Linked DNA regions of Homo sapiens: region 1 is linked to region 2. Evidence: chromatin contacts called from ENCODE Hi-C data. All regions are on one chromosome and are shown on one strand. The core of a region is the stretch at or near the end of the contact, and the rest is flanking DNA. Distances in the headings are between cores, read along the strand shown.

The links. A loop is a pair of places that touch in the nucleus more often than their neighbours do. Pooled maps may share reads with other maps.
Region 1: a pooled map shows a loop between it and region 2 (5-fold over the local background). The contact joins two enhancer-like sites. A Hi-C loop is called at or near these places in 4 of 50 pooled maps.

What each region holds. Positions count from the first base shown.
Region 1 is chr7:26,367,562-26,373,195 of GRCh38, reverse strand. It overlaps SNX10 (sorting nexin 10), which reads right to left. Exons shown (of 7, transcript NM_013322.3): 6 at 1,163-1,375; 7 at 1-705. The coding sequence ends at 624. It overlaps SNX10-AS1 (SNX10 antisense RNA 1), which reads left to right. Exons shown (of 2, transcript NR_136272.1): 2 at 628-1,177. Among named protein-coding and RNA genes, the nearest start is that of LINC02981, 28 kb to the left of the region's middle. Within about 2 kb of position 3,520, at least 2 of the 41 ENCODE cell types and tissues checked have a DNase peak (open chromatin) inside an H3K27ac peak, as active enhancers do.
Region 2 is chr7:20,795,168-20,800,861 of GRCh38, reverse strand. No RefSeq gene overlaps it. Among named protein-coding and RNA genes, the nearest start is that of SP8, 11 kb to the right of the region's middle. RefSeq lists enhancers at 86-1,638, 4,327-5,035 and silencers at 2,385-2,514, 2,605-2,834, 2,885-2,944. Within about 2 kb of position 2,699, at least 4 of the 41 ENCODE cell types and tissues checked have a DNase peak (open chromatin) inside an H3K27ac peak, as active enhancers do.

The DNA of each region.
Region 1 (5,634 bases), core at 2,271-4,770, 5.6 Mb before region 2:
AGATGTAAACATTATTTTAATATGTCTCTATTCATAAGATACATTTCCATCTAAGCGTGAAACAGAATACTGGAAAGGTTAAATACTCTTAAAATATTTCAGTCTAACACCCAAAAGCATAGTGTTTTGCCAGTGCAGGGGAGGTATCCACAAAATATCAGGCACATATCTGAGAGAGGCAGTCTGGTCTACACTGTTACTCTTCATAGGGTTTAACAACATATACACCGTGTTTATGGTAACACTGCCCCACTGATACAAGAAGGAATGCTCTATCTTGATTTTAAATGCTACTTAGTTACCTATCTTTTTAAATTCAATAAAACCAACTCGGTTTTTTAAAACATGTAAGTCATTTCATTGGAGGGCAAGATCTTGTTTACCAATAATGTCTGCCTGTAAAGGATAGTATTGTATTCACAGGATTTTTAGCTTTACACAGAAGCTTACCTAAAATAAGACAACATAAAAATACCACTAATAAACAACCCAACATCTTTAAGAATTTAAATACCTAACATCATGACAGTGAGCTTTAGGTAAGAATGTATTATTATGAAGCTTTCTTCTCTATGACTGGACATAATTTGCTATTCCTAAGATAGTAACATTAGAATTATTTTTCAGGATTCCTGCGGAGCTGTATTTACTTTACATCCATGTGAACTGCTGTCATCACTACTGTGTCCAAGCCCAGAGGATGAACTGGAAAAGAAGAGAGGGGGAAAATAATAAAAAGAGGAAATTGGTTTTCACAACACACTCAAAGCCTGAGTAACAGAGGAGAACTTTAATTATCTCCAGTCACAAAGAGAGACAGGAAATTTGGACTTTTAATTAGCCATTTGGAGTGCAGTTGGGTATTTTTTTAGCTAGATAATTTAAACGCGAATAATTCAAGTCTGACTAAATGAAAGTCACATAATCAGAATGCAAATAATTGAATTTCTACTGCATTCATTAATTCAGTGTGGAGGTGTGTGTGAAGACTACTATGATGAGCTGTCACAGCTCAATAAAATCTCAGTCAATTAATTTTTTCATTATCTTAGTATTATATCAACAAAAAAGTGAAGTGTGTATATATATCTATACACGTGCATATGTGCATACTATGTATTATATAAATACATATACATTAAATCAAAATGCAAGGAAATACCTTTCTGAATCATAATCTATATCATTTTCTTTTTTTCCTTCTTCATCTTCTTCAGGGAAACGTCTATTCATTAAGGCAAACTTGTGAATTGCTTCTTCCACAGAGTACTTAGTCTGCCCAGAAACACACGCCTCAATGTCTTCTGAATTCAGATGGCTCTGTAAGAAGAGGTGAAGGCTGCTATCTGAAAGCAAAAGTGCATTCTGTAGGACTCTATATTAAAAAAAAAAGGAAAAATAATTGGTGAACAGGATGGTCAGTGATAGGGTAGAAGAAAGAAAAACATTAGAAAAGTACCACTGAAGGTAATTTCTCTACTGTGGTAAACTTTGTATCAATTATGGGCTCTGCCCATTAAGGGGAGGAAAGCATATGTTAACTTTTATTCAATTATTTGGAAATTTAGGTGGGTAAAAACATGAAGCTAATAGTTAAGAACATCTGTTAAAAGAATAACTTCAAGGACATTTCTTCAATTTACCCATCTCTTATTACCATGTGGATTAATTATGGAAATATTTTGCTTATATAGTCATAGAAAGTTATTCTACTTTAAAAAATTTACTGCCAACAGCATGTCAATTCAGTGATCTTTATGGGATAGGCTGTCATGAAACATCAAAACTTTCAACTACTATTAAAAATTATATGAAGAAAATACAATTCTCAGCATATTTTACATTTTAAAACTTTACAGTTATATACTTAAGGGCATGTTTACGACAGCTCATGAGAGAGATGGCTTTTTTTAATACTTAAGGTTAACTGTAAATTTCTCCAAAATCTTTAGGAGCACTGAATCTCTGTGTTGTCAAAATGAGCAACCAAATAAAATTGATCCCAGCCAACTTTACCATATATATAATTAAAATATGATAATTTTGTGATGAATACATACTGCTCTTCCCACATTTAAGATCAAAGTTTACAAAGACAGAACAGATTTCAACCAGGGCATCAGAACTACATGGAAGATTAAAAACTATCCTGTAGCAAAATCTACAGATGCTCAAATTCATATTAGTGAATGTGTTTTCTCTGAAATGCACATCTTAGAATATGAAATCAAATCAAAGTATACCTTTATATTTAAATAAAAACTGGTTTATCTTTTAGCAAAGATGTTGACATATGATCATTTAGTCTCTACTGATAGTTCAATAATTATGTAAGAGGAGACACTAAGACCAGATACAGGGGACAAAACTAACACACTAAAACCCAAGTAGAATTTTGTCCAACATAAGATTTTTCCGATATAACGATCTGTGAAAAATAGATCATGTATTTCAGACCAAATGAACCTTACCTTATATTCTGCTTGTTTAAACAAGTAATAAGGAAAGTAAATCTCTTTTGGCCATTAATATCAATTTAGTGAAAATCCAAGGTCATTATAATACCAAATCCTTTTCTACAAAATAAAACAATTATTTCTTAACAAAGGCAAAAATGCCTAAAAATGCACAGTATTAAAACCAAAATCTAGCTGTCCCCTTTGCTTCAGCAGGTTTACAGTTTGAGAAAATATTCTTTACTGGTCTATTAGAAGGAAAAGTAAAACCTTTGTGCTTTTTAAAAGGCAAAACCTCAAGCAAAGCAGCTAAATCCTTCTTTTTCCCTCTGTGTCCTCCGCCCTGGGTCCTCCCAAAAGATGACCATGTCACATGATAATGATTAATTTACCAAGTACAAGTAGCTAAGTAGTAAATCCCTCTTACTACTCTTTGAGATTTATTTTCTACATTTACAAATATTCACCATTCTTGTTTTTAAATACTTCAGATTAAGAGAAGAGTTATAGAGCAACAATCCATTAATACGAACTTGGATCGTGAAGTCTGTGAAGTCTGAGCAGAGTGTTTCCTGTGGCCTCTGTCAGCGGTTTCCTGCCTGCCATAAGTACAAGGAACTGTTCATGGGATTGTACTCGTGGCTTTGTTTCTGTTGGAAATGTGTTTTATTTTCTTTATAAAATAATGGGTAATCTTTAAAATTGATTTTAGATGGTTTGAGGCATTACACCACAACAGTAATGAGCACTAATGCCAATGATATTGGACACAAATTCATTTTAGCTTTATTTCATGTCTGAAGCAATTCTACTGAGCCTTGAACTGCTCACGTGTTGTTATTAACTTGCTAGTAACTTAACACATGGGTACAGCAAACAAAAGTGATCAGAGTCCAGGTTGATCGGGACCTCAAGGCTACTGTCCTTTTTCTTGAGCTATAATTCAATTTCCAATTTTACTGTACATTAGACTCATTATTTCCCAGCGTTTTCTTTTTCTGCTCAATACTGCCATCTGGAGGACACACAGATGAAAAGAGAAGGAGCCAGGCTCACCCAGCTCACAATTCCAAAGAGCCAGAAAGATGTGGCTGGGGAGGGGACATCTGAACACTCCCCCAGGCCTAGAGTTCAAACCAGTGAGTCGGCTAGGTACAGTTTTGGTTTTTGGAATCTCCTCTGTTTCTCTGGCTAAATTCATGCCACCATACTCCATGAGTTTTAAATAAGCAAAAATAATTTTTAAATGTATTTATATGCTTATTTTAGTCAGATAGTTCATTCTGAAATTTAAAATGAAAATTTTTGAGAGTGTTTTCCCATCTGGTTAGGTGAGCATAATTAATTTATTTTGAGTACTATTTGGCTTACTATCAGAGAGGGCTGTGACTGCCACCATCATAATATTAAATACTATTTTTTCCTTAGTCATGTTTGTGCCATATTTTCCACAAACAAATCTAATAGCCCAAAATCAATTTCAAACCTAATATAAAGAGTACTTTGTAAAACAGTCAATAAAATGTCATTTGTAGAAACCTCCATTTAAAAAGTATATGATTTTCAAACCTTTATAAAAGGAATAAAAAATAGCCTCTAGGATTTTAAAAGAATTTCTAGAAAGATATTTATAGTGCAAATCAGAAGTTATTCCTTTCCCCATAACAGTTTTAGACTAAACAAAGCAAAATCTGTTTTTTTTCCCTAAACTGGACACAGTTGAAAAGCACAGTTTTCCTCAACATGATTTTATTAGATGTATTATATGCTGGTTTAGCTGAGAATATATAGCTATGCAAAATCATTTCATCCTAACTAAGGATGTCCTGGGTCTGCTGAACCCAATACAATGATATATATACATAACTGCATAGTACATGGAAGGTTAGCAGTTTGATGTAGAAAAAAAAAATTAACTCAGCCTGTTTAGCTCTTACTATAAGAAAAAATAAAACCTACAAATCTTCATTGAAGACATTCATGATCTATGCTGTGGTGCCCTCTATTGAACACAAAGACATAAAAATCGTGTGTGTGTAAAACTAGCTGTCATGGTTCAACACTAGCCTTTTGTAAAAAATCTTTAATATTCCTTAATATTTGAAGAAATACAAAACCATGATACTAAAGTCTAAACTGTAGGGTAAATGTAGTTGTATTAATGGGATGAATTCAGTAAAGAAGGGAAGCGGCTCCCAGTCATGAACAAATCTATTCAAACCTAAATTGAAAATCCCATTCAAACCTAAAAATTAGTAGGAATTCCATTTTTCATAGTTAGAGACTTACTGAGTTTATATTTTTTAGCCTATAACTTTCTTTTCATAACTATTAGAAGGGACTTTAAGTTTATAATTACTCAGGGGCAAGAATACAAAAGGGAGATTATAGTTAAGACTGAAGAAAAATGAATATATTTGAAAAATCTCACAATCATACCAAATTTAGCCAGCATTTAAGAGTACTGCTAATTTTAAATTTGCCAGGTTCTGGGATTCATATAGTATGTCCATCTTTCCTATAATTTCTTTATCTATAAAACTGAGATAATACCCAACTCCTAAGATTTTTAGTACTGAGACTAAAACATGTAAAATGCCAAACACGTAGAAAGTGTTCGATAAATGGTAGAAATTATTCTTATTTGGCACCTAGTCAAAGAAACAATTTTCCAATTCCTCTACAAAGATCAGTACTTTCTTATTACATATGTATCATTTCACAAATGACCTTAAAGAAAAATAGGTATATATACACATATACAAAGACATTGTGGTTTCAAAAGGTTTGAACATATTTAGTGCTTCTGGTTCATAACTTCAAAACTCACATGAAAACCAGGCTTTAAAAATGCATGCGAAAAACCTACAATACAAGCATGTTTCCATGTTTTAATGCTGTGGTTCCTAAAATTCCTCTACAAACAAGGTACAGGCTATTGATGGCTGGCCCTACTTAACAGGTAACCAGTGGGGGCTCAGAGGATGTCAAACTGGGGCCAAGACACAGTGCCAAGGTACACATCACATCCAGTTCCCTAGAGTGGACCCTGGTTGGGTGAGGGGAGGGGGCACCAGGGGCAAAGACATGGAGGGTACTACCTTACACAACCCGGGCAAGCACAGATCTGAGGGACACAGAAGGGAGGCTGGGGAGGGTCAGCAGGGGCCGCAGAGCT
Region 2 (5,694 bases), core at 1,450-3,949:
ATAAAACTTATGGATATTCTGAATACAAAAATAAAATAAAACCATTGGAATGTATTTAAAAACTCAACAATAAGAATATTCTTTATGGTTATGTAGAATACCCTTTAATCAGGATAGGCACGCTTTAGTACTTAGGAATAAAGTGCAGTGATGTTTACCACTTACTTGAAATAGATAAAAGAGGTAAGTTTATGTATGTGTATGAACAAACAAATAATCATATCTGACATCTACCTATCTATTCAGATATAGTAGATCCATATATGTCTGTCTGTCTAGCTATCCATCTACTTAGAAAAATCTAAGCAATTGTCACAAAATGTTAAAAGCTGATGAACCTAAGTGAAGGGAATATGGGTGTTCTTTGAAATTAAATGTTTCATTGTACCATTATTTTCTGTAGGTTTAAATTTTTTGAAAATAAAAAGTTGGAGAAAATGTACATTTTAACCTTTACATAAAGTAACTAATAAATGTTCAGTAACCACCAAATCCCCATGAATATGATACCCCTGAGACTGAAAATTCTGCAGTACCTCATTTCTTAAAATCATACTGTGAAATCTATACTAAAAGATTCTTTCCAATAGGCCTTAAGTGAGCACTTTAAAATATTCCCAAGGTTTCCCATGCAGGGTATAGTTAAAGAGCATTCCACTTGAGATCCTTGCCTGAAAGGCCCTATAGAATTGCAAAGTATCATTATTAAGCAAATGTTCCTGGGCCCTTGGGTGGTTCACTTAAAACACATTTCCCTGTATTGAATATTCAATGCCAAAAGCACACTGTTCAGTGTTAAGATTTGCAATTTAAACCCAGTTGGGAGAAGTAAAAGGTTCTTGTAATTTGCCTATACTGTATTGCATTGATGTGGTAGCTTTCATTGATAATTAAGTTCCAAAAATATGAGTTAGATTGTGTGAACAATGGAGGAAAGCTAACCTTTCTATTATAGCTTTAGCTCTTGACTTCTCGTATTTAAGATTACAGATGCTCCATTAAATCGATTTTGTGTTTAATCTCCTCTTGAAAAAGAGTGAATGCAAGTCCCCAACGTTCTTCCCTTTGAGAGAACCCAAGTATTCGACAATGAAAACTACAAGGCTCAAACTGGATGATTAACACCGCCCACTGGGGATAAGAAAAGTTTAGTGTGCCTCTTTTTAGGTAGTTTTCCCTTAACTAATTCACTGGATTGGAATGTCAAAATATATTTCTCATTAGATTTTCAAAAATTTTTTGAAAAAAAAAAAACAGATTTGAAAGGACAGGGGTGCATTTTAAATGATTCAATTCATTATATTATTTTAAATACATAGATATGCTTTTTAAAAAACAATTGTAAATTTGTGGCTTTTAAAAATTTTATTTAAATCTCCTCTCTGCCTATCATTTAGTTCTTTTCTCTGCTTTAAAATATTTTAGGTCCTTCAGTAAAATATAAAACAATGGAAACATGCTGAACGTAGGATAGAATATTTCGATCGAAATATCAAAAATTTATAAAGAGAAGGTGGGAGGTTGTCATTGTGTCGAAATGAAACTGTTTGGTTCTTTTTTGAATTTGTGCTGGGAAAGACCCATCGCCCTGGTTCTGGCTCTTCAGGGGAAATGGAAACTGGACTGTGGCTTTCTCTGCCTGGCATCTATCTAAACAGCCTTGCTTTCTCCAGCACCAGCAGCGTGAGGGTTCCACTCTAGCATATGGTCAAACTTCTATCGAGAAGATCCAGTACGTATTCAATGCAGAGCTTACCTTCAAAAGAGATAAAACTACCTTGGCAATGAGAGCACTAGCACTGTCTTTGGGATCCCTGCGGGAGATCCTCTCCCCACTTCTACAGTTAGCGGGTGGTGGGGAATGAATGGCATAGCAGTGATTCTCCTAGTGTGGTACCCGGTTCAGCAGCATGAGCGTCACCTGAGAATTTAGGAATACAAATGACTGGGCCCCACCGCAGTCCTACTGAAGCAGAAACTCTGCGGACGAGCCCAGCCATCTGCGTTTTAACTAGCCCTTTGCGTGATTCTGATGTATAGTCGCTGACATAAAAACGAGAATATAAATTTTCTAAAAGATCTTTAAAGTCCAGTTAAGACCTGAAAGGGGACGCTAGCGAAGCAGTAGGTCACTATTGCCCGGGTGGGGTGGGTCCCAAGCCGCCTGACCTGTCCGCGACCCCCTCCCGAACACACGCCCCTGCGCTGGCGCTTCCCACCCCGCCGCCCGCTGGCCTTCGCCCCAGGCCGCGCAGGCTGCCCAGCAGGTGTCAGGTCGGCGGCCCGGGGCGAGGCGGGCCCTCCCGCGGCCGCGCGTGCCGGCTACAGCCCCTCCCGCCCGGCCTGCCCCTTTGTCCGCCCCGAGGGCGGCACCTTCCCGCCCGCGGGGTGTGCGAGCCCTCGGGGGGTGGGAGAGGAGGAGGGACAGGGAGGGAAGGAGGAGGAGCGGGGCGGGCGGCTGAGTGCAGGGGTGGGGAGCCGCCGTCGCGCACCCGACTCCCGTCCCTCCGGGTCAGCGGAGAGGGGCTTTGTGACCGGCCCAGGAGTCCCAGCAAGACAACCGCCCCGGGGCGGGGTGGCGCCTCCCCCTTGGCGGGAGCCGGCGCAGCCTTCCCGCCCGGGGAGCCGCGGTGGCGAGCGGCGTACGGGCCGGGCAGAGCACGGAGCTGGCGGCGGAGCTCGGCGGGAGAGCACGGCTAAGCGGAGGGGAGGGCCGGAGGGTGGGGCGGGGCGGGGCTGGGCCGGGCTGCCACGGAGCCCGGCGCCTGCGCCTCCGCCTCCCGCGCCCGCGGCCGCCGCAGCCCGGGCCTTGCGGGCCGGCGAGCAGGCGGGGACGCGTGTGTGCCCTGGCCGGCGACCTGCGCCGGGTGCCGGGAGGTGCGCAGAGGCGCGGGCTGGACCTGGGACGGCAGGCTGTCTCTCGGGTGCGGGGTGGGAGGGGTGAGGAGGAAGGAAAGGGAGGGGTTGAAAGGCCAGGAAGAAAGGGGAGTGCAAATATTGTGACTGCTGGGGACTGAGACTGTCTGTGGCGCAGTCGGTGGAGATCTGCACTCCAAGCTGGCGGTAGGCTGCGGAGAAGTCCGACTGCCCCTCGTCTGGAACTGTCGCTCTTCCCTCTGACTGCTGCACAGACAACCGTCACTCATTGCTTTTAGATCCTGCGACTGGTGGGGAAAGCTGCCCACTACTCGCCATTTATTCTAGATTCCCCAAGGGCAGGATCTTAATTAAGCTGACTGTTTTCTGAAGAAGCTTCAGCTCCGAGAATCCCTGGGACGTTGCCAACACTGGGGGTGAAGGTGAAGGGGAACCTGTCCTTTTCCTGCTGTGTTCCCCGCCTTACCCCTCGGCCATTGCCTTTCGTTTACTTCTCCAGTCTCCTGTCCTCGTATCTTAGATGGGTCAAAGCATTAAAACGGGACAAACCTGTATGGCAACGCATCCCAGGTATACGTGAAACCGGAAGCAGGAGCACTTCCGAAGTTCGTTGGACCATCGCGGGGAAGCGCAGCTCCTCAAGGCTCCGTGGGTTGGTGGCAGCCTCGGGGGCCCTGCCCATGAGCCGAGCGTGGTGGATGCCGATGCATTAAGTGATCTGGAGACACTCGGTCCTCGAGGTTCTTCCTCCAACTGAGTTATTATATAGACTGGGACGTGCCAGGCCTTTCAAAAGTCAATCAGCATCGGCTTGTAATTTCCTTCCTCAGACTTCTAAACCTACAATCTTCCCACCCATTTCTAAGCATTTTGGAATTTCTGTTCCCAAATCTTGACTGAGGAAGCTAAAGGGAAGGAAATTCAGATCACCGTAGCTTAAGTTAGAAAAAAGAATAGTTTTTTTTACTTAAATGGTAAATCAACAGCAAATCACCTAATAAAAAATATTTATGAATATCTGCGGCTTATTTTTGAAGTTTTAAATTCTATATATCAATTACCCTGTTTTCAGTTAAATTTGTTAAAGTTGATTAAAACACTGAAATCGAGTCAGTCAATAAAATCAATAGTGCAAGTTTCTTCTAGTAAAAAAGATCCTCTTTTGGTTTGACTATGGCTCGTACTAATTTGCTGCGCACCTATTAGTTTCATTTGGTTAAGTATGTCAAAATTTTTGAAATCACTTTCGTTATCTAGGCTTAGAGGACGTCTTGAAACTAAGCAGAAAAATAATCAAAGTGGATTTATTAGTTTTTCCCTTTTTAGCTATAGTTTCAAATAAACTGACATTGGGTATTACTAGTCAAATCGTTTCACTTTGCAAATGGGTTTCCCCAGTTTCAGAAGAGAGGAAGTTATGCCTAGGTTAGAATACTACTAGAAAACTACTGAAGCACTATCTACAGAAAAACTCAAGAACTTTCTGTCGTTAATAGCTGCCCTTTTGAAGGTAAAGGGCATTCCATTTCAGGGCTGTAAATGCCAAGTGTAGACTCCAAAGTAGTGGGTTTTGGTTTTCCAATGTTTGCTTTCTTCAGTGTTGATCAAAGACCAATATGTTTGCCCTATGAGGCCCCACTGAAAAATGTTTTTAGAGCAATTACAGACATAACAATAATCAATCTGTTCAGCTTATTTCTTTTACCTTAAGAAATCTTGCCCCCTCCCCCCCAAAAAGAAAAGAATGAAAGAAATATTTTAATAAAGGAGAGAGAAAGAGGTACTATATTGGCGATTGAGGGTTAAGTGCAAGCACTCCAAGAGAAAAAAAGGTTGATCTTCACTCCTCGGCTCTTTCTAAGACCAGCACTCGTGGCCCTTGTTTTGAATTAAAATGGGCAGCCTCCTTTAGTAGCCAGCAGGGTCCTTGTTATTTAAGATGGAGAATCTTCAGGGCCATGGTGGGGGGAGGGAGCGATGCAAAGTGTTTAGGGGAAATTAAGCTGCAGGGAAAAAAAATTCAGCAAGTGGGAAGGTTCGGATGAAGATCTTGTGGAAAATTATCTGAACAACCTTTATTACTTTTCCAGAATTCATAAGCAGGAATCAAGATCTTATTTCCTCTTAAAAAATAACCTCTGCTCAGAACAAGAGTTGGTACTCATCAAGTCTTAAATAAAAACATGCCCTCTGTTCCATCTAGAAGGGTGTTTCTGTCTGGGATTGGAAGTGGGGACTTGGCACCTAATAATGTAGACACCCTTGAACCGAGTGATTAGCGCATCAAACCAAGTTTCCGACAGTTGATACGGATATTTTATTTCCAGCACCTTCTAAAGTGGAGCCGGTTTCTCCTCAGTGGGTCCCCCTCCCTGTAGGCCTACACTCAACAGCCCTAAACTCAGGGCAGGGGGAGCCTAAGGCGGCCAATGCCTCTCTATTTAAAGGGGGTGAGGGGCTGCATGGACTTGACACCATAAGCAGGAGTAAACCCATTTGTAGCCAAGGTTGATGAAATAAATAATTCGGGTTCCCAGGCTGGGCGTAGTGGCTCACGCCTGTAATCCCAACACTTTAGGAGGCTGAGGCGGGTGGATCACCTGAGGTCAGGAGTTCAAGACCAGCCTGGCCAACATGGTGTCACCCCGTCTCTACTAAAAACACAAAAAATTAGCCGGACATGGTGGCGGGCGCCTGTAATCCCAGCTACTGGGGAGGCTGAAGCAGAAGAATCTCTTGAACCCAGGAGGCAGAGGTTGCAGTGAGCCGAGATCGTGCCATTGCACTCCAGCCTGGGCAACAAGAGCAAAACTCTGT